Linked DNA regions of Homo sapiens: region 2 is linked to region 1. Evidence: read pairs that join two places in POLR2A ChIA-PET (ENCODE). Cell type or tissue: CD4-positive, alpha-beta T cell. All regions are shown on one strand. Links, peaks and the distances in the headings refer to the core of each region. The heading gives the core; the rest is flanking DNA.

What was found. Peaks named below come from ENCODE experiments on the same cell type or tissue, not always from the same donor. Only the 100,000 strongest peaks of a DNase experiment are listed, where the experiment ranks them.
Region 2: POLR2A ChIA-PET joins it to region 1 with 107 read pairs; 17 of 35 experiments call an interaction of 5 or more read pairs at or near these places.

The regions. Positions count from the first base shown.
Region 1 is chr20:38,800,421-38,811,321 of GRCh38, reverse strand. It overlaps PPP1R16B (protein phosphatase 1 regulatory subunit 16B), which reads right to left and starts at 5,625. Exons shown (of 11, transcript NM_015568.4): 1 at 5,530-5,625. RefSeq lists enhancers at 2,430-2,479, 2,540-2,589, 4,169-5,007, 6,036-6,305, 5,588-6,449 and 1 more and silencers at 4,576-4,925, 4,986-5,205, 5,396-5,775. In CD4-positive, alpha-beta T cell, for the core only: CTCF peaks have their summits at 4,696 and 4,978 (motif pointing right); DNase peaks (open chromatin) are centred at 3,901, 4,921, 5,651, 6,201 and 1 weaker place; H3K4me3 peaks cover 3,803 bases; H3K27ac peaks cover 4,782 bases.
Region 2 is chr20:38,866,878-38,876,327 of GRCh38, reverse strand. All of the region lies in intron 2 of PPP1R16B (protein phosphatase 1 regulatory subunit 16B), which reads right to left. It also overlaps the pseudogene RN7SL116P. Among named protein-coding and RNA genes, the nearest start is that of FAM83D, 55 kb to the left of the region's middle. RefSeq lists enhancers at 2,721-3,040, 4,989-5,078, 5,099-5,158, 5,287-5,857. In CD4-positive, alpha-beta T cell, for the core only: no CTCF peak of the experiment used is centred there; DNase peaks (open chromatin) are centred at 667, 1,327, 3,027 and 5,407; H3K4me3 peaks cover 2,896 bases; H3K27ac peaks cover 4,327 bases.

The DNA of each region.
Region 1 (10,901 bases), core at 1,617-9,616:
CTGGCCCCAAACTTTGCCCCCATGTAAAAGGAAATGTAAGCCTGTGTTTGGATGTCCTCTGAAACAGGGAGGGTCTGTGGTCATGTGATGCTCTGATCAGCCATCCTAAAAGATTCATTCATTCCTTCCTGGGGCCACCGTGGGGCTCAGCCACCATCTTGCCACATCAATCAAGCTGCACATTGCCTGCATCAAGGCACATCTGTGGGCGAAGGAATGCCATTCTAGATTCTGAGACATCCAAGAACACCTCCCCACAAAGCGTCTGCACCCAGGAATTTCCCCAAAGTCAGGTTACATACCCAGAGCACACCCCACTGTGACCCATCTCCAAAATGCCTACTGCCCAGCGCCCAAAGGTACACAAAGCAAAAGAGGCCAGATATTCTGCAGTCAGCCTTAGATTTACAAAGTGTGTGAAGAAGGTGGTGAAGGATAGCACATGGCAACTTTGAGATGCCCCCCAAGACGTGAGTTCCTGTCACTTACAAGCTGCATGCCCTTTAGCAAATTGCCTCACCCTCTGTGCCTCGGTTTCTCCCTCTGTGCAGTGGGGGATAAGTGCATTCATTTCAACGGATTGGTATGAGAATTCAATGGCGATGCAAGTAAAGACCTTTGACAGTGACCAGCATCCAGAAATGCACTTGGTGCTATATCATGATCAATCAGTGAGTCAGGTCATGACGCTTCCTCCACTTCTACCCTCTTCTCTCAGGTGAGAAACTGAGTCCCAGGAAGAGAGAAACAAGTGCAGAGGTGGGAAAAGCATCTCAGGAAGAGGGAGTGGACCTCTTCTTCTTCGTGCTTCCTGGGTGGAATGAAGAGGGAAGGATGGTGAATGTATGGATAGTTGAGCAGAGACCAGCCCTTCCTCCCATGCAAAAGTTAATCCTGAAGTTTCCTGGACAACCCTCACTAGAGAACCACCCTCCAAGGAAGGTGCAGAGGGACTGCCTCGGGTCAGTGAGTGTTTAATCCTTCGGGGCTCCCGGCAGGATAGCCTCTGCTACCTCCCTGGCCTTGCTTCTGCCTCCATCAAACTTTCTCATGACTCTGCTCCATCAGCAACTCCTCCCACTGCTCTCCAAAAACATCCAGCACTTTTAAGCCTCGGTGCCTCTGCACATGCTGTTCTCCCGGCTAGGGCTGCCCTACCACCTGGAAAACTGTCACTGAAGGGCTCAACATGCTCCCACAGCAACTTTTGCCCACCTGTTATTGGCAATAATAGACTAATAATAGCAACGAACATCTGTGAGCACTTATTAATATCTAGAAAGCCCAAGCTGGGTTTTTAAGTTTTTTGGTTTTGTTTTTTTTTTTTTTTTTTTTTCGAAACAAGGTCTTACTCTGTTGCCCAGGCTAGAGTGCAGAGGTGCACGCAATCATGGCTCACAGGAGCCTCCACTTCCCCCGTTCAGGTGATTCTCCCACCTCAGCCTTCCAAGTAGCTGGGACTACAGGTGCACACCACCATGCCTGGCTAATTTTTTGTATTTTTTGTAGAGACGGGGTTTTGCCATATTGCCCAGGCTAGTCTCGAACTCCTGGAGTCAATCAGTCTGCCCACCTCTGCCTCCCAAATTGCTGGGATTACAGGCATGAGCCACCGCACCTGGTCCAAGCTAGGTTTTTTATCCACAGTGTCTCACTTCTCTCCTCACATCATCATCTTAGGGAGGTGGCTTATCTGCTTGAGAGGTAAGGCCTCTGTCCATCCTCACCCAGCTACAAGGTGGCAGCTTCAAGATTCAGACCTGGGTCAGCCTGAGCCATGTGGATCTGCTCGTCACTCTCTCTTCTTGCTGTTGCAGCCTTTATCCCACAGTGTCCTCATTATCTGTCTCCAGGCCTGCCTCTCCCCATAGAGGGAGAACTCTGAGAGCTGCCTCATTCATCTTGAAATCCCTTGCTAAGCACAAGGGCTGGGATGGAATAAACGTCTTTTGAATGAATCAATGAATCCTGGAAAATGGCAGTCAGCTGAGAAAGGCTAAGTGGCTGCTCACAGACTCCCCGGGGAAAAGCTGGTGCTAGACTCAAGTTCCCAGGAGTGAGCCCCCACCCCCGCCCCAGGAGACAGGCTGAGAGGCTTTCCCCGTCCTGATGGCTACAGGCAGAAGAGACAGGGTCGCACTCACTCCCCACCCTAGCACTGGAGGAGGTGGGACCTTTGAGAGTCCAACACAAAGGAGGAAATAGTAGTGATGGTGACAATGATCATTTCCTGCATTCCTACCCACACCAGATGCTGTACTGAGCACTTTTTTTTTTCTTTTTCTTTTTGAGATGGAGTCTCGCTCTGTCACCCAGGCTGGAGTGCAGTCATGTGATCTCGGCTCATTGCAACCTCCTGCTCCCGGGTTCAAGCAATTCTCGTGCCTCAGCCTCCCAAGTAGCTAGGACTACAGGCATGCGCCACCATGCTGCACTAATTTTTGTATTTTTAGTAGAGATGGGGTTTCACCATGTTGGCCAGCTGGTCTCGAACTCCTGACGTCTAGTGATCCTCCCGCCTTGGCCTCCCAAACTGCTGGGATTACAGGTGTGAGCCACTATGCTCCACCCTAGTACTGAGCACTTTCTATGTGTTAATGGTCTCATGGAATCCTTACAATCCCACAAAGTAGGCATTACTGTGATACCTATTTTACAAATGAGAAAACCAGACTCAGAGAGATTAAGTCATGTATACAGGGTCACAGAGCTTTTAGGTATAGATCCCTAATTAAAATTAGACCTCTCTGGCTCCCTCACTCTTCATACTCGTAGCTTTCTGTAAGAGGCAGGCTTGTCCGAGCCCTTCTTGAAGCCCAATTGCTAAGATGCACTCAGGACAGTGAAGGTTTTCCTGGTCTCTGCTGGAAGAGTGCCAGTTGGGACCTCCTGGTCAACAAATGTGACAAGAGTCCTGGGTGCAGGAGGGGTGGTGGCTAGGTTGGGAGAGGGGAGGGAAAGGTTGGGGGGATGGGGTCCCAAGAGTCCAAGCACAGCACCTGAATTCAGGTATGTGCCTTCTGCCTTCTCCTAAACCAGGTTGGCTGCAGCCTCTGTTGCTACACTTGGGGCATGGAGCTGGTTTTGAGAGGAGCTGAGCCCCAGTTTTCCCATCTGCAAAATGGGAATCAGTAATGCCTACTTCACGGGGTTGTGAGGATTCTGTGAGGCCATCACACATAGGCCTAGTTTCCAAAGGGCTCAAATGGGCTCTGCAGAAAGGAGAAAGGTTCTGGCTTTAAGGAAAAACCACCTGCCTACATCAGTATCCTCTTAGCCCTGTGGCTCAAGCTCCTGAAATGACTTAACAGCTAGATTAGAATTTAACCTCCACTCCGTCAATTACCAGGGAGAGCAAAGTCTGAGTGGGCACAGGGCCTTGCCTACCGTGTCTTTCTAGGCCATGGATGATCTGGAGAGCACAGATGGCACGGGGCCCTTGACACATGAACCACAGAGCCACTAATGAGTGTCACGGTGGTAGGAGACCAAAAGAGGGGAAAGAAGACATTACAGAGGCTGGGAAGAGCTGGAGCCAGGAAGGTTCCAGGACAGGGGAACACTGTTAGGTAGACCCCAGTAGACAAGTAGGCACAGAGTTGACAGTCCAGGGTGGCCTGGTTGACATCTTGCCCCCAGCATCCTGGGGACTCAGCCAGGAAGATGGGATTTGGGTGACAGGTGGGAGAGAAGGGCATGGGAGATTTGTGTGGGAAGGGCCGTGTGAGCAGGCAGCCGGCTGGAAGGATTTGCTGGCCCCCACCGGCCTCCTGCAAGCTGGCTTTTTATGACAGAGCTGGGGGAGGAAGATGTGGAAACTCCCCCAGCCCCTGCAGAACCACCCACCAGGGCTCCACTTCTGCACCTGTCTAAGAGAGACACGCCCCACTCAAAGCCAATCCCGAGGGCGGCCAGTATTGGCCAAGGAGTGTTCATCCTCCCGCTCTGCTGCACCCAGCCTCTCCCTCATCTCCCCACAGCCTGGCGGCTGTTAGCCCCGTATCTTAGAGGCAGTTGAGACTCCAGAAGCCAAGTACCTTGCCCACGAGTAGACAGCTAGTCGCTGGCTGGGCTAAGAAGCTTTATTACCAGCCTTGGAGGAGGCCTCCTAGATGGACGGTTTTTCTCCGGTGCTTCACCAGCCGCAGGAAATGGCAGGGTACACAGGGAAGTACCCCTGCGGACTGAGGCCGCCATCGGCAGGCCCTTTCCAGGGAGAGCCCTGCGGGAAAGGGCGCCTGTACCTCCGGGCCCCGGGTCCTCCACAGAGGGTGATTCAGAGGCGGCACCTGGTGTCCAGAGCCGCGGAGAGCTGGGGGGCTCTTCTGACAGTGAAAACAGGGGCCCTTTATGTGAAATGCAATCACATGGGCGCGCAGGCAGCTCGGTTTTCGGTTCCTAGAAGCGCTGATGAAGCCACATCCCTCTCCCTCCGCTCCTGAGGTGCCCGGGAGCACCGGGACCCAGGCCTGGCGCGCGGCAGCGGCGCAGCCCTGGGGTCTCAGGAGGGCCAGATTCAAAGCTCTCCCAGGCTCAATTATCCTCCAAGGGCTGGGAGCTGCATCATCAGCATCTCCAGTGAAGCTGGAGGCCGGGCCGGGGTGGGGGAGCGGAGGAAGGGAGTCTACATGGGGGAAGGAGGAGGGCAGCGAGCGCCTGCCTCCCGGCTCTCCACCCGGGGCGGTCTGGGCAGCTCAGCCTGGGCACTCCGGGTGACCTTGGGGAGACCCCTCTGGGCGACCTCTCAGGGGCGGCTGCACGTCTCCGCCCATCCTCGGCGCCCGGGGGCGCTCCTCTGGGCCGGAATCGATGAGCCGGAGTCGCCCAGAGGGGAGCGCTCCTGGCGCGGGGGACCCAGCCGCCGGCGCACGGGGCCCTGGGAGAGGCCGGGCGCGCCCCTCCCGGGGAACTACCACTCGCGGGGTCTCCCCGGGCTGGCTGGTGCTGTCAGCCGGATCCTGAGGCGGGGCGGGTCTGCAGGTGGAGGCGCCTGCCTTGGGGATCTTTCCCGCCCGGGCAGGAGCGCTCTCTGCGCCCTGCCGCTGCCCGCCAGGACCAAGCCCCGCCACGCGAGGGGGCGGCACCACCATGCCCGGCCGGGAGAGTGCGCGGGGGGGGGTTGTTTGGTGTCCGCTGTGGCTCCCGCCGCCCGGCATTGCACCCCCGGCAGACGGCGGCCCCATGAGTCCAGAACAGACCGAGGACCCCACCTCCCCGCCCCAAGATCGGTCTACGACGGCCGCAGCCAACAACCTGCCAATGCGCCCCCTCCCCTGGCCTCGTCAAGGAATTGCGAGGCCGGGGAGAACGCCCCCATTCCAGCCCGACTCCCGGACCTAGCGCTCTCGGTACCCGTCTTTCCAGAGTCCCCACACTCCCATTTATCTCAAGCTATCGTCCCTTGGCCAAAGCGCCCCGGCCCCCAGCTAGGTGATAGCAGGCTGGGACCACCTCCCCGCCCCATCCTCATCCCCCGCCCTGCGAAGCCGCAGAGCGCAAGGAGGGTGGTGGCGCCGCCGGGGAACTCACCCGCTCTCCCGAGCCCTGCCCCGGGCGGCTCCCGACCCCGGCTGTGTCTGTGGGTCCCCGAGCCGCAGCTGCTCCAGCGGCGACAGAGCTGGCTCTGCTCGGCCGCGAGCCTCCGCGCCGCCTCTCGGCTCCTCCCCCAAGGCGGGGCCTGAGCTCCTGGGACTGGGGTGGGCGCGCTCAACCCCATCCGGCTTGGGAGGCAGCGCGGGACAGGGTCCCGGCGCTCTCGGGTGGGGACCCCTCTTCTGAGCTGCAGGAAGTTGAAACCGGTTGGGACGTGGCCAGGCTTCGGAATAGTTTTCCTAACGCTGCCCCCTCCTCCAAAATAGTTTTCCTAACCCCCACCCCGACCATGGAAAGAGGGAAGCCAAGGACGGTATCCCTGCTCCCATTTGACAGACGGGAATCCTGAAGCCCAGAGAGGAGTGGTAACCTGCTCAAGGTCACACAGAATGAATGCCAGGGCCAGGAACTCAGGGTTCCTAGCTTGAAGGCCTGCGCGGCCTGAGTCTGAAGGCTTCCCAGGAGGTCCAGGGGCCGGCCCTGGCCTTGCGCTGGGGACAGATCTGTGGGGCCAGGTCCCCCAGCTGCTGGGGCCGAGACATGGGGGCTGTGGCCTGCGGTGTGGACTCGCATCATTTCCTCTTTCTGGAAAGAAGGGAGGTGAAGCGCTGGAGGAAGGAAGTGGTCGTACCTCTGCTGACGTCTGACGCCCTTTGAGATGTGCAGGATGAAGATAGGGGCTGCTTCCCTGAGATTTAACGCTAAAAATAAAAAGCAAAACATACCCGGTGGCTTCTGTCACCTCATTCAAGCCTCTTTCTGGGGCTGAAGGCCTCTGCACTCTGTGCACCAGCCTTTCTTTACAACACAATGGGTTTAACTATTTAAGTTGCTGAGAGTCACCCCCCACCATCACCACCCCAGGAAGAGAAAAGAAAGTTCATAAACAAAGCAGAGAAAACCTCCCCAAACATTCTCTGGAATCCACATTTGCTGAACCCTGGCCTTAGAACAATAGGTTTCTCTTCTCCACAAAGGCCTTGTTTCCTGAGCTTTCCCGGCCTACAGATGAGAGCCCTAGGCACCCCAGGGCCAGCCAGCTGGGGAAATTCAGAGTTTAAGTTTGGGGAGTTTGGGGATGGTACCCAGTTAATTTGATTCTCAGCTGTCATGTTTGAGGAACTCGCCCGAATCCTTTTTTTTTCACTGGCAATATTCTTTTGAGGCCACCAGCATCACCTGAGTTTAGTGATTTTCTGTTTGCTCAGTCACCTTTCTTGGGGGAGAGAAAATCTGTGGGTTGAACTTGTTCCAGGCCCCCAGGCCCTCTCCAGGAACTCTGTAAGCCCCCTTCATTGGCTCCCTGGCTCCCTCTCAGTTCATTAATAATCCAGTTGTGAATGACACTGTTTCAGGAAAAGCAATTAGACAGTAGAGCATGTGGGGAAGACTTAAAGCCATGTTTAAAATAACCCAAGGGAATCATTGTTCTCCGAAGAATGTTTCCATTGATTGATAATGAAGAGCCATGGGCTGAGAGGATGGGAACCCATCTCTCCAAGGCTTGTGTGGCACTTGGGGCCTGTGTTCCTAAAATAAGGCCTTTGGAGGGAGGGGGCTCCCAACTCCAATGTCATGCTGTTCATTCACCTCTCACACTGTGTTCGGTATCAAAAGTTAAAGTAAATTCAGAATAAGTTGGGGGACTCACAAGTCCTGATTTCAAAACTTACTAGGAAACTTCAGTCATCAAGGCAGGGTGGTACGGGTATAAGGATGGGCATACAGACCAATGGAATAAAACTGAGAGTCCAGACAGAAGCCCTTACACTTACTGCCAATTGATTTTCAACAAGAGTGCCAAGACAATTTAATGGGGAAAGAATAGTGTTTTCAAAAAATGGTGCTGGGACAACTGGATATCCACATGCAAAAGAATGAATTTGGATCCCTGCTTCATACTATATGCAACATATAGATCTAAATGTAAGAGCTAAAACTATAAAACTCTCTGAAGAAAACATAAGCCTAAATCTTCATGACTTTGGATTAAACAGTAGTTGCTTAGATATTAGCACAAGCAACAAAAGAAAAAAAAATAGATAAATTAAAAACTTTTGTGCTTTCAGGGGTATCATCAAGAAAGTGAAAAGTTATGGCTGGGCCTGGTGGCTCACACCTATAATCCCAGCATTTTGGGAGGTGGAGATAGGAGGATTACTTGAGGCCAGGAGCTCAAGACCAGCCAGGGCAACATAGTGAAACTCTGTCTCTACAAATTCTTTTAAAATTAGGCAGACGTAGTGGTTCATGATTGTAGTCCTAGCTATTTAAGAGGATTGCTTTTGCCTAGGAGTTCAAGGCTGCAGTGAGCTATGATGGTGCTACTGTACTCCCGCCTGGGTGACAGAGCAAGACCCTGTCTCTAAAAAAAAAAAAAAAAAAAAATTAAACATAAAAAGAACAAAAAGAGAGTGAAAAAATAACTGTTATAAGCTGAATTGTGTGCCCCCTCACCCCCATTCATATGCTGAACTGTACTGGTTACAGTCTCAGAACCTCAGAATGTAACTGTGGATGGAGATAAGGTCTTTAAAGAGGTGATCATCTTAAACTGAGGCCCTTGGATGGGGCCCTCATCCAATGACTGGTGTCCTCATAAGAAGAGACACTAGAGATGCGCCACACAGAGGAAAGACCAGAGGAAGGCACAGGGAGAAGAAGGTTAATTACAAACCAAGGAGAGAGGACTCAGGGCTGGGGGACCAGACCTGCCAACACCTTGATCTCAGAATTGTAGCCTTCAGAATTGTGAGGAATAAATTTCTGGGGGTTTGTTTTGTTTTGTTTTTTTGACATAGAGTTTCACTCTGCTGCCCAGGGTGGAGTGCAGTGGCACGATCTTGGCTTACTGCAACCTCCACCTCCCAGGTTCAAGCGATTCTCCTGCCTCAGCCTCCTGAGAAGCTGGGATTACAGGTGCATGCCCCCACGCTCGGCTAATTTTTGTATTTTTAGTAGAGTAAGGGTTTCACCATGTTGGCCAGGCTGGTCTCAAACTCCTGACCTCAAGTGATCCACCCACCTCGGCCTCCCAAAGTGCTGGGATTACAGGTGTGAGCCACCGCACCCAGCCAATTTCTGTTGTTTAAGCCACCCAGTCTATAGTATTATGTTATGGCAGCCTTGGCAAAATAATACAATATCCCACAGAACGGGAGGAAATATTTGCAAATCATATTCCTGGTAAGGGACTTATATCTAGAATATATAAGGAACTCTTACAACTCTATAATAAAGAGACAAATAATAAAAAATGGGCAAGGAGCCTGGGCAACATGGCAAAACCCTGACTCTACTAAAAATACAAAAAGTTAACTGGGCATGATGGCATGGGCCTGTAGTCCCAGCTACTGGGGAGGCTGAGGTGGGAGGATTGTTTGAACCTGGGAGGCAGAGGTTGCGGTGAACCAAGATCACACCACTGCACTCCAGCCTGGGCGACAGAGCGAGACCCAGTCTCAAAAAAAAAAAAAAAAAAAAAAAAAAAAAAAAAGGCCAAGGGATCTGGATAGACATTTCTTCAAAGAAGATAGATATACACATGGCCAAGATGCTCAACATCATTAGCAATGAAGGAAATGCAAAGCCACAATGAGATACCACTTCATACCCACTAAGATGGTTATAATAAAAAAGATAGGCAATAACCAGCATTGGTAAGGATATGGAGAAATTGGATCCTTCATACATTGCTGGTGGAAATGTAAAATGGTGCCGCTGCTTTGAAAACCAGTATGGCATTTCCTCAAAATTTAAAACATAGAGTTGCCAGATGACCCAGCAATTCTACTCCTAGGTATATACTCAGGAGAAATAAAAGCATACATACACAAAAATTTGTACACAAATGTTCATAGTAGCATTATTCACAACAGCTAAAAAGTGGAAACAAGGCCGGGCGCGGTGGCTCACGCCTGTAATCCCAGCACTTTGGGAGGCCGAGGCGGGCGGATCACGAGGTCAGGAGATCGAGACCATCCCGGCTAAAACGGTGAAACCCCGTCTCTACTAAAAATACAAAAAATTAGCCGGGCGTAGTGGCGGGCGCCTGTAGTCCCAGCTACTTGGGAGGCTGAGGCAGGAGAATGGCGTGAACACGGGAGGCGGAGCTTGCAGTGAGCCGAGATCCCGCCACTGCACTCCAGCCTGGGCGACAGAGCGAGACTCCGTCTCAAAAAAAAAAAAAAAAAAAAAAGTGGAAACAATCCAAATATCCATCAAATGATAATGGATAAATAAAACACGGTACAATCCACTATTACTTGGCAATCAAAATGAATGAAGCACATGCCACAACGTGAATGAACCTTGAAAACCTTGTGCTGAGTGAAAGAAGCCAGTTCCAAGGCCATACACATATTATATGATTGTATTTATAGGAAATGTCCAGAATAGGCTGATCTATAGAGACAGAAGTCAGATTGGTGATTGTCTAGAGCTGGGAGGGGGTTATTGGAGGCAAATGGGGGGTGACTCAAAAAGAGTACCAGTTTTTCTTTTGGAGGTGATAAAAATTTTTAAAATTGATTGTGGTGATGATCACGCAACTATGGATATATTAAAAACCACTGAATTATATACTTATAAGCCAGTGAATTGTATGGCATGTGGATTATATCTCAATAAAGTTTTTCAAAAAAAAAAGTTAAACTATGCTCTCATCCTCCACACCTCTCTCTCCTGTCCACAGGCAGGAAAGTCTCTTCCTTTATTTTGGAGGTCATCTGTGGTACCATCTGTAGTAAGACATTAAGGGACAGTCCAAGGCCACTGAATATTCTACGAGGCTATGGGAAAATGTTTGAGGGCCGCCAAATAAATAAATGGGCTCCAACATACAAAATCTAAACACTGATGTTTAAAAATATAGAGTTAAATGTCAACATAACTTTAGGTCAACCGGTCAACAGCAACTAAGTAAATTCATAGTTCCATAGAAATTATACAGAAGGTAGGCCGCGCGCGGTGGCTCACACCTGTAATACCAGCACTTTAGGAGGCTGAGGCAGGCAGATCACGAGGTCAGGAGATCGAGACCATCCTGTCTAACACGGTGAAACCCCGTCTCTACTAAAAATACAAAAAATTAGCCGGGCATGATGGCGGGCGCCTGTAGTCCCAGCTAGTCGTGAGGCTGAGGCAGGAGAATGGCGTGAACCCGGGAGGCGGAGCTTGCAGTGAGCAGAGATTGCGCCACTGCACTCCAGCCTGGGCGACAGAGCGAGACTCCGTCTCAAAAAAAAAAAAATTATACAGAAGGTAGAATTTGGGTGAATTATATAGTTGCTATGAGGCAAGGTCTAGAG
Region 2 (9,450 bases), core at 1-8,000, 67 kb before region 1:
AAAAACTTTGCTGATCCTCAGGGTAATGCTTTTCAGCTAACAAAATATGTTCAATGGCTGAGAGTGGTGGCTCATGCTTGTAATCCAAGCACTTTGGGAGGCCAAGGCGGGCAGATCACCTGAGGTCAGGAGTTCGAGACCAGCCTGGCCAACATGGTGAAACCTGTCTCTACCAAAAATACAAAAATTTAGCTGGGCATGGTGGTAGGCACCTGTAATCCCAGCTACTTGGGAGGCTGAAGCAGGAGAATCGCCCGAACCCGGGAGGCGGAGTTGCAGTGAGTTAAGATCCCACCATTGCACTCCAGCCTGGGCAACAAGAGCGAAACTCCATCTCAAAAAAAAAAAAAAAAAAAAGTTCAAAACCACAGTCTCATTTCACCCTCACAATAAAAGTCTCCTGGTCCCTGGTAGGAGAGGAAGAAACAAATATAAGTCCAAGGTGAACCCTGGGATCGTGGCCAGGAAGGGAACAGACAGATCGGGCCCAGTTCCTTCACCTGTCAAGAAGTGAAAGGTGCACGAACCTCCCCCGAGAGCCTGCTGTTGCTTCTGGCTGTCCCCACTGTCTCTACCCCCGGCCCCAACTCAGCCACCTCTCCCCTCTGAAAGCAGCCACATTTCCTGTCAAGAGCGTGACCTTCTGAAACCTGCATGGTGGAGGCTGCAGCTGCAAAAAGGATGGTATTTTTATCCAGACCCTGCTTCCTGTTTGCTTCGCTGGGGGGTTTTGTTTGCGGGTGTTTGATTTTGTCATTTCTGATACAGACTCGGTTCCCATGTCAAAACAAAACAGAGAAGTCTGGCTCCTGCAAGGTATGCTGACTGCCTTGCAGCCCCACCTGCCTGGGGGGCCCTGTCCTGCTACTCTCCCTGCATGCTGCACAATCTCCTGTGACTTCCAGATACCCATCTTCTGCCCGTGCAGCAGCAGAAACCAGGGCAGCTGGGTGGGCAGAGAGGAAACAGGAGCATTTCTGCTGCAGGAAATGGAAAAATCCACTCTCTTATCAGACAGGAACAGCTAGAGAGTAGCTGGCTGGGCCCGGAGGGGAGCAAGCTGCAAGTTTTCCAGGGCTTCTGGAACCCTCTGTTCCTGGCTCAGAGAGGACCAGGACAGGATGTAGGTAGAGTGATGTATGGGACTTGGGAGCCATTTGCTGAAAATGTCCTGAGCTCTCGGACCTGCAGGATGGATCATTTGCTGATGCTCCCAGCAATAGACAAAAATGCCATGGTCTTCAACCCTCGTATCCTCACAGCTCAGCCAGATGTGGGAACAGACAGCAGATGCATATCAGCATCTAACAAGCCTGCGATAAGAAGAGCTCATGTTTACTGAGCACTTGCTGTTGCCCAGCCCTGAGTCTAGCATGTGTAGGAAATGATCTCATTTAATGCTTACAACAGCCCAAGGCAAATGTGAGGCAGGCTCTAATGAGCTCCTATTTTACAGTTGGGGATACTGAGGCACAGTGAGTTTAATTAACTTGCCCCAATCTACTCAGCTGGTAAGAGGCTCCAATACCCCCACACTTGACCCATGCTTGCTCCACCATGAGAATGTATGAGAGAGCCAAACTTGACCCCAGGTTTTAAGAGTTGGGGATCTGCATGCAGCCCAAAGCCTTCCTGTTTCCTCTTCTGCCAGCAAGCCTAGTGCCAGGCTCTGAGCCCAAGGGATGAAAGGGCCAGTCTGACCTTTGCTCCAACCACTTCCACCCTGGAGAGAAGCCATCAAAGCACACTGTTGGGGAATATGCAGTCTACCTAAGCATTGCACCTGGTATGAAGACACACGTGTAGTGGTTCAGAATTCAGACCCCACCATTTCCCAGTGGTTTGATCTCAGATGTGTCATCTCCTCTATCTGAGCCTCAGTTTCCCCATCTGTAGAATGGGGACTATAATCTCATAAGGTTGTCTGAGAATTAGATTATAAAGTGCTGACCATAGTGTCTGGAATGAGTAAAGTGTTTAGCTACTAGCTGGCTCTCCCCTACCCCACCTCCTGGCTCCAGCAGGCACCCCTCAGGAATGTAGGGCCCAGTCTTCAAGCTCCAAGACAACAAATAGCAGCACCAGATACAGTTATCTTTGGAGATCTGTGGACTGACTACAAGATAAGGCCAAAGGGCAGTTTGGGCATTGTGGTCAGTCTCCAAGATGCCACCCAAGTACCCCAGCCTCCTAGGATTCACCTTCTTGTCCAGTTCCCTCCCCCAGTGAACAGGGCTAATGTGTCACCAATAGGATGGAGTGTGCCTTGTGAGTCTGGGTCATAAAAGATGTTTCAGCTGGCCAGGCACGGTGGCTCATGCCTGTAATCCCAGAACTTTGGGAGGCCGAGGCGGGCAGATAACCTGAGGTTAGGAGTTTGAGACCATCCTGGCCAACATGGTGAAACCCTGTCTCTACTAAAAATACAAAAATTAGCCGAGTGTGGTGGCACATGCCTGTAATCCCAGCTACCTGGGAGGCTGAGGTAGGAGAATCGGTTGAACCCAGGAGGCAGAGGTTGCAGTGAGCTGAGATCACGCCAGCCTGGGCAACAGAGTGAGACTCCATCTCAAAAAAAAAAAAACAAAAAAAAGATGTTTCAGCTTCTGTCTTGCCCCTTGGATCACCTGTTCTGGGAAAGCCAGCTGTCATAGTGTGGACTTAGCAGTCCTGTGAAAAGACCACCAGTGAGGGAGTGAGGCCTCCTGCCAACAGCGTGTGAGCGCCATCTTAGAATCAGATCCCCTAACCCAGTCAGGCCTTGGCCCACATATTGACGACAGCCTCCTGAGAGACCCTGAGCCCAAACCACCCAGCGACCCCGGGTTCCTGACTCACAGAAACTGTGAGAACACAGACATCTGTTGTTACTTTCACTTAACACCTTTTGGGGTGATTTGTTACGCAGCATACATAATGAGTGCCCCCAGAGAAGAGGCTCAACAGGAGGAAGTGGTCTCAAACCTGAAGGCATCACGCTGAGCTGGGCACCACGAGAACCGAAGAGCCCAGGCCTCCCAGACGTCTCAGAACCCAACCTCCCCCTCACCCACAGCCAGTCAAGTTTCCGTTAACCAGGGAAATTCTTTGCTGAACCCCACAGCTGACTAAGGGTTTCTATTTCCACCCACAGTGCAGAGAACCGTCCACATTTGTCACTCATCACCCAGGTCTGTTTCTTGTTCTGGGAGCACAGCCCAGGCTTCCCCACCGTGTGAGGATGGAACTGGGTCCTGACGCACCCTCCTGAGCTAAGGGTGCCACTGCCCTGGCAGGAGAGGTGGGACGGAGGTGGAAACCCCTGTCCTCAGCAGCCATGCACAGTTTTCTGATCAGCAGGGGAGTTTTGACCTGCTCTGTTTCCGACCTGGGCCACTTCATCCCTCCTTAGGCACCCTGATGGTCCTCCGCTCCCGGGAGGTCACCATATTAATGCCAAACTTAGTGCCGACACCCGATCAGCATAGCGCACTACAGCCCAGATCTCCCAGACCCAAGTGATCCTCCTGCTTCAGCCTACCGAGTAGCTGGGACTACGGGCATGCGCCACCGTGCCGCACACCCACAGTTTTCTAAATCACAAACCTAAGTGCTCCCCTCTCTCCTTCTCAGAAACCTCTCCTGGCTCCTCTCTGCCTTCACAGGGTTCGTGGTCTAGCCCAGTGGTTCTCAGTGATCCCTGGACCAGCAGCAGCAGCAGCACCTGGGAATTTGCTGGCAATGCAAATCCGGTGGCCCTACCCCAGCCCTGCTGGATCAGGAACCCTGCAGGAGGGGGGTGTCTAACAATCTACGCTTTAACAAACCCTGCCAGTGATTCCAGTGCACTGTCAAGTTTGAGAATGGTGTCTCCAGCTTCCTCTCTAACCAGTCTTCTCTGCCTCCTGCGCTCTAGAAATGCCCAACTCCTCTCTCCCTCCTTTCCCGCTCCGCAAATGTTCGCCAGGCACCAACTCTGCACCAGGTGCAGGGCTACAGCAGTGAACCAGACAGACGCCAGTCTGCCCTCTCAGAGCTTGCAATCTGCTTCCCTAGTCTGGAATGCCCTTCCCTCCTTCCTCCAAGCAGAGTCTCTGCCCAGCCGTCACACCCAGTGCAGGAGGCATTCAATAAACATTAGGTGAACAGTAAGTGAGCAAATGATTAAATGACTGAAGGCACCACCCGGTGAAGTCTTCCTTGACTCTGACTTAAGTGCCCTCAGCAGGCTCTGTGCACCTCAGTCAGAGTGCCTGCCACCCTCCACGGTGTCCAGGGCTGGGGAGCACTTGAAATGTGCATAATCCAGATTGAGACGTGCTAGGGGTGACCTTGAAGATTTAGTGTGAAAAAGATATGTAACATACCCATTAATATTTTTATACTAAATACATATTGAAATAATGTTGAGTTAAATAATTATTCAAATTAATTTCACCTGTTCCTTGCCTGCTTTACTGGAACTATTAGAACATTTAAAATTACATATGTGGCTTACATTATTTTTCCATTGATCAGAGCTGAGCTAGATTGTAAATACTTAGTTACATTACCATGGGCACACCTGCACCCACAGTCACATGACGATGAGCTCTGTGAGGGTATCTCTGCCCATTTATCTTCCCTCCGTCCCTCCCTCTGTTCCTTCCCCTTTCTTTCCCTCCCTCCCTCCTTCCTTCCCTCCCTCCCTCCCTTCCCCTTTCTTTGCCTCCCTCCTTCCTTCCTTCCCTCCCTCCTTCCTTCCCTCCCTCCCTCCCTCCCTTCGTTCCTCTCTTCCTTACTCTCTACCTCCCTACACTCCTCCTTCTCAATCCTTCCCTTTCATCCCCCTTCTCTCTCCTTCTTCCCACAGACATTGATTGAACATCTGTTCTTGTATCCCTCCATGAAGCTTGGCACAAAGCAGGTGTCCACAATGTTTGCTGAATGAATAAACCAATCCTCAGAATGCATACTGGCCCAGAGGTGACCCTGAGGGCATTTGCCTCCTATTGAATTCCCCATACCTGCTTGTTTGAGTGCAGGTTTCCCATTTCATTTCAAAAGGAGCCAAATTCCAAAGATGTTCTTATGTAACATGGGGCTGGGGTCAGTTTTCTTCTTGCATACGGGGTTCATGTGCGCTCAGGTACTGGGGCCAGGACTCTGTGTACAGGACACCTTGTTCTCAAAGCTCCAGGAGGTTGGCCAGGGCGTGGGCTTGAGCTTGCGGCTTTAGGGTCAAGCTCTCTAGTGAGAGGAGGGCACCAGGCTGAGCTATGTGCTGCCTCACCCACACCTCCGAGGTCCTGGGATGATGAGGGTACACACGGGTCAGGGAGATGCAGGCATCCGAGCCCTGTTTAAAGGTGCAGCTGCGGTAAACTGGGGCCCAGGTGTGAATCACTGCAGGACTGCAGTAAACTGGGGACTGGGTGTGAATCACTGCAGGAATTACATGCCTGCTTCCTGATAAGTCTCCGTCACAGCTGCCACTAACCACGCCCCAACCCTCCAGCCCTCCAGTTTGAGAGGCTGCAAGACACTAGAATGAGCCACAATATCCCAGCCGAGCTGCCTCTTGGAGCTGAGAACGCAGCAAGGAAATTGGCCCAGAGTCTGGCCCTTCATGTCTCCGGTCCTGCTTGCAGCTAAGACAAAGTTGTGGCCCCTACAGTATGGGCCATCAGCCAGCAGGAGCATCCCTGTCCCTTCCCTTCCCACTGTTTCACACCTTCCTAACTTTGCACTGAACCACCAGAGGCTTTCACTGCCCCAGGGCCCCTGCTTGTGCTATTTTGTTCTGCCTAGAACACTCTCCTCTAGCCCAGCCTCCCCATCCTTCTGCATGGCTGGCTCAGTTCTCATCCTTCAGGTCTCTTAAGTGTCACCTCCTCAGAGGGACCCACCTGACTGGCCTTCCTATACACACACTGTCCCTCTGTTCCCTATCAAAGCACCTTGCTTACTCCTTCACAGCATTTAGTCAGACTTTTAAATGGTAGGTTATGTGTATGTGGACTTGTAGTTTCCCCCTATAGTTTATAAACCCTACAAGGACAGGGACCTTTTCTATTTACTTATAAATGAGTCCTGGCACACCACAGGTGCTCAATAAATTTTTGCTCTGCAGGCCGGGCGTGGTTGCTCACACCTGTAATCCCAGCACTTTGGGAGGCCAAGGCGGGTGGATCACTTGAGGTGAATCACTTGAGGTCAGGAATTCAAGACCAGCCTGGCCAACATGGTGAGACCCCATCTCTACTAAAAATACAAAAATTAGTCAGGCATGTTGGTGGGCACCTGTAATCCCAGCTACTCAGGAGGCTGAGGAAGGAGAATTGCTTGAACCCAGGAGGTGGAGGTTGCAGTGAGCTGGGATCGCGTCACTGTGTTCCAGCCTGGGCGACAGAGAGAGACCGTGTCTTAAAAAAAAAAAAAAATAAATAAATAAAATTTTTGCTCTGCAGTGAAGGCAGGCAGACAGGTCCATCTTTATGTGGCAGCGGGATGGGGGTGGGGCAGGGATTTGCAGGGGAGGGGGTTAATGAACTGCCACTTTTGCCTTAAGGAATCCTATCTTCCCCTTTAATATATTCCATAGGCCAGGACATGACTTTCCAGGCCCTCAAACCACACATCTAAAAAATCTTCGCATATAAGTTGAGCAAATGAAGGCTCACACAGGGTCCATACTATGTGATTCCACTTGCATGACTTTCCAGAAAAAGCAAACTAACAATATACTTCACACCCACTAAAATGACTATAATTTCTTTAAAAACAGACAATAACAAGTGTTGATAAGCATGTGGAGAAACTGGAACCCTTGTACACTGCTGGTGAGGATATAAAATGGTGCGTAGCTACTGTGGAAAACAGTTTGGCAGTTCTCCAAAAAGTTAAAAATAGGCCAGGCGCGGTGGCTCACGCCTGTAATCCCAACACTTTGGGAGGCTGAGGTGGGTGGATCACCTGAGGTCAGGAGTTCGAGACCAGTTTGACCAACATGGTGAGATTCCATCTCTACTAAAAATACAAAAATTAGCTGGGCATGGTGGTGCACGCCTGTAATTCCAGCTACTCGGGAGGCTGAGGCACGAGAATCACTTGAACCCAGGAGGTGGAGGTTGCAGTGAGCCAAGATCGTGCCACCCGCATTCAGCCTGGGTGACACGTCAAGACTGTCTCAAAAATAAATAAATAAAAAAAAATAAAATGGCTAATTTTTTATGTGCATATCACCTCAAAAAAAAGACAAAAAGGAAAAAAATAGCCTTTAGTGGGGAAAAAAACCATCAGAACAATAGCTGCCTGGAAGAGCGTAGGGGATTGACTGGGAAGGGACACAGGGGAACTTTTTGGACTGATGGCAGTGTCCTAGAGAAATATAACATAGGCCACATATGTGATTTGAAATGTTTTGTTAACAACATTTAAAAAATAAAAACAGGTGATATTTTAATGATATATTTTACCTAATCCATATGTCCAAAATATTATAATTTTATCATGTAACCAGTATTTCATAATTCTGCCTCTTGACTGCAGTGCTGGTCACACAAATCTGCTCCTGCCATCAAAGATTTCACAGAGCCAAACACACACATCCATACACAAATGAATGCATATAAAACTGGCAAAATCTGGATCCAATTGGTGAACCGTATCAATGTCAATTTACTGGTTGTGATAACATATATTAGTTTTGCAAAATGTTACCATTTGGGAGGCTGAGGCGGGAGGATCACTTGAGGCCAGGAGTTCAAGACCAGCCTGACCAACATAGTGAAACCCCGTCTGTACTAAAAACAAAAACTAGCCAGGCGAGGTGGCATGTGCCTGTAATCCCAGCTACTCAGGAGGCTGAGGCAGAAGAATCACTTGAACCCAGGAGACAGAGATTGCAGTGAGCTGAGATCACGCCACTGCACTCCAGCCTGGGTGACAGAGTGAGACCCTGTCTCCAAAAAAAAAAAAAACTTACCATTTGGGTAAACTGGGTGTAGAACAGAAGGGATCTCTCTGTATTTTTTTTAACTGCATGTAAATCTATAATTATCTCAAAGTAAAAAGGCATGAGCTTAGCTCACAGGGGTGGGCCATGGGGTCCTGAGGTGAAACGCAGGAGTGGTGTGGGCATGCAGTTGTTCAGAGGGACTGTGCCCGGCGTGTACACTGTGCTGAGCAAACCAGAGTGAGCCTTTGCTCTGTGGAGCTCACAGTGATGCACAGTAACAAGAAAGCCCTGAAATAGATGGAAAACAGCCCAGGGGAGGAGCAGTAAGAAAAGGCAACCCATGCTATGAGGGTGCATAGTGCCCAGGCACGGCCTCAGCACACTCACAGGACTGCAATTTTAGGGGGAAACACCAACTGATAGAATCAAAGAATCACGGCCAGGTGTGGTGGCTCACACCTGTAATCCTGGCACTTAGGGAGGCCAAGATGGGCGGATCACCTGAGGTCGGGAGTTTGAGGCCAGCCTGGCCAACATGATGAAACCCCGTCTCTACTAAAAATACAAAAATTAGCTGGGCGTGGTGGCGGGCGCCTGTAATCCCAGCTACTCGGGAGGCTGAGGTAGGAGAATTGCTTGAACCCAGGAGGCGGAGGTTGCAGTGAGCCAAGTTCACACCATGGCACTCCAGCCTGGGCAACAGAGCAAGACTCCATCTCGGGGGGAAAAAAAAGAATCAAAGAATCACAAGAGCTGACAGCTAACACATTTTGGAAATGCTAACACATTTTGGACAACTAACATATTTTGGAAATATTCCTCTGTGCCAGGCACTGTGCTAAAGCAAGGCTTCATTTAGCTCTGGTACAACCCTTTTAAGTAGGTAGTGTATTATTATTCTATTTAACCAAAAGAAAAACTGAGGCACAGAGAGATTGAATGGTTTGCCCAAGTTCACCCAATAGGCAACAGAGCTAGGATTTGAGCCCAGATGGTCTCGCTCCAGATCCCAGCATCTGAACCATGGACCCTGGTGACTCCTGAGTTGGACCACACAGGAAGCTCATCTGTCCCTGGTGGATCTTTAACTATCCCCATCCCCCAGAATCACTCCCCACCTCGTCCCCATCAGCACCAGGCTGATGTTTGGACATGAATGGCTGGTGAGATCAAGGAGCCAAGACCACAGTGCCCTTTGGGGACATCGCTTTAACCATCACTGCAGAGGTGGACCTTAGGGTGACTCCAGCCTGGGTGTGTGTGGTTGGCGGGGGACAGGGGGTCTATCCACACAATGTAACATGATCCAGATGTAAAAGGAATAATGTACTGACACATGCTACAGCGTGGATGAACCCGAAAAACATTACGCCAAGTGAAAGAAGCCAGACACGAAAAGTCACATATTATATGAAATATCCAGAACAGATAAATCCATAGAGACAGAAAGTAGATTAGCGGCTGCCAGGGGCTAGGGGGAAGAGGAAACTGGGGAGTGACTGCTAATGAGTCCAGGGTTTCCTTTTGGGACA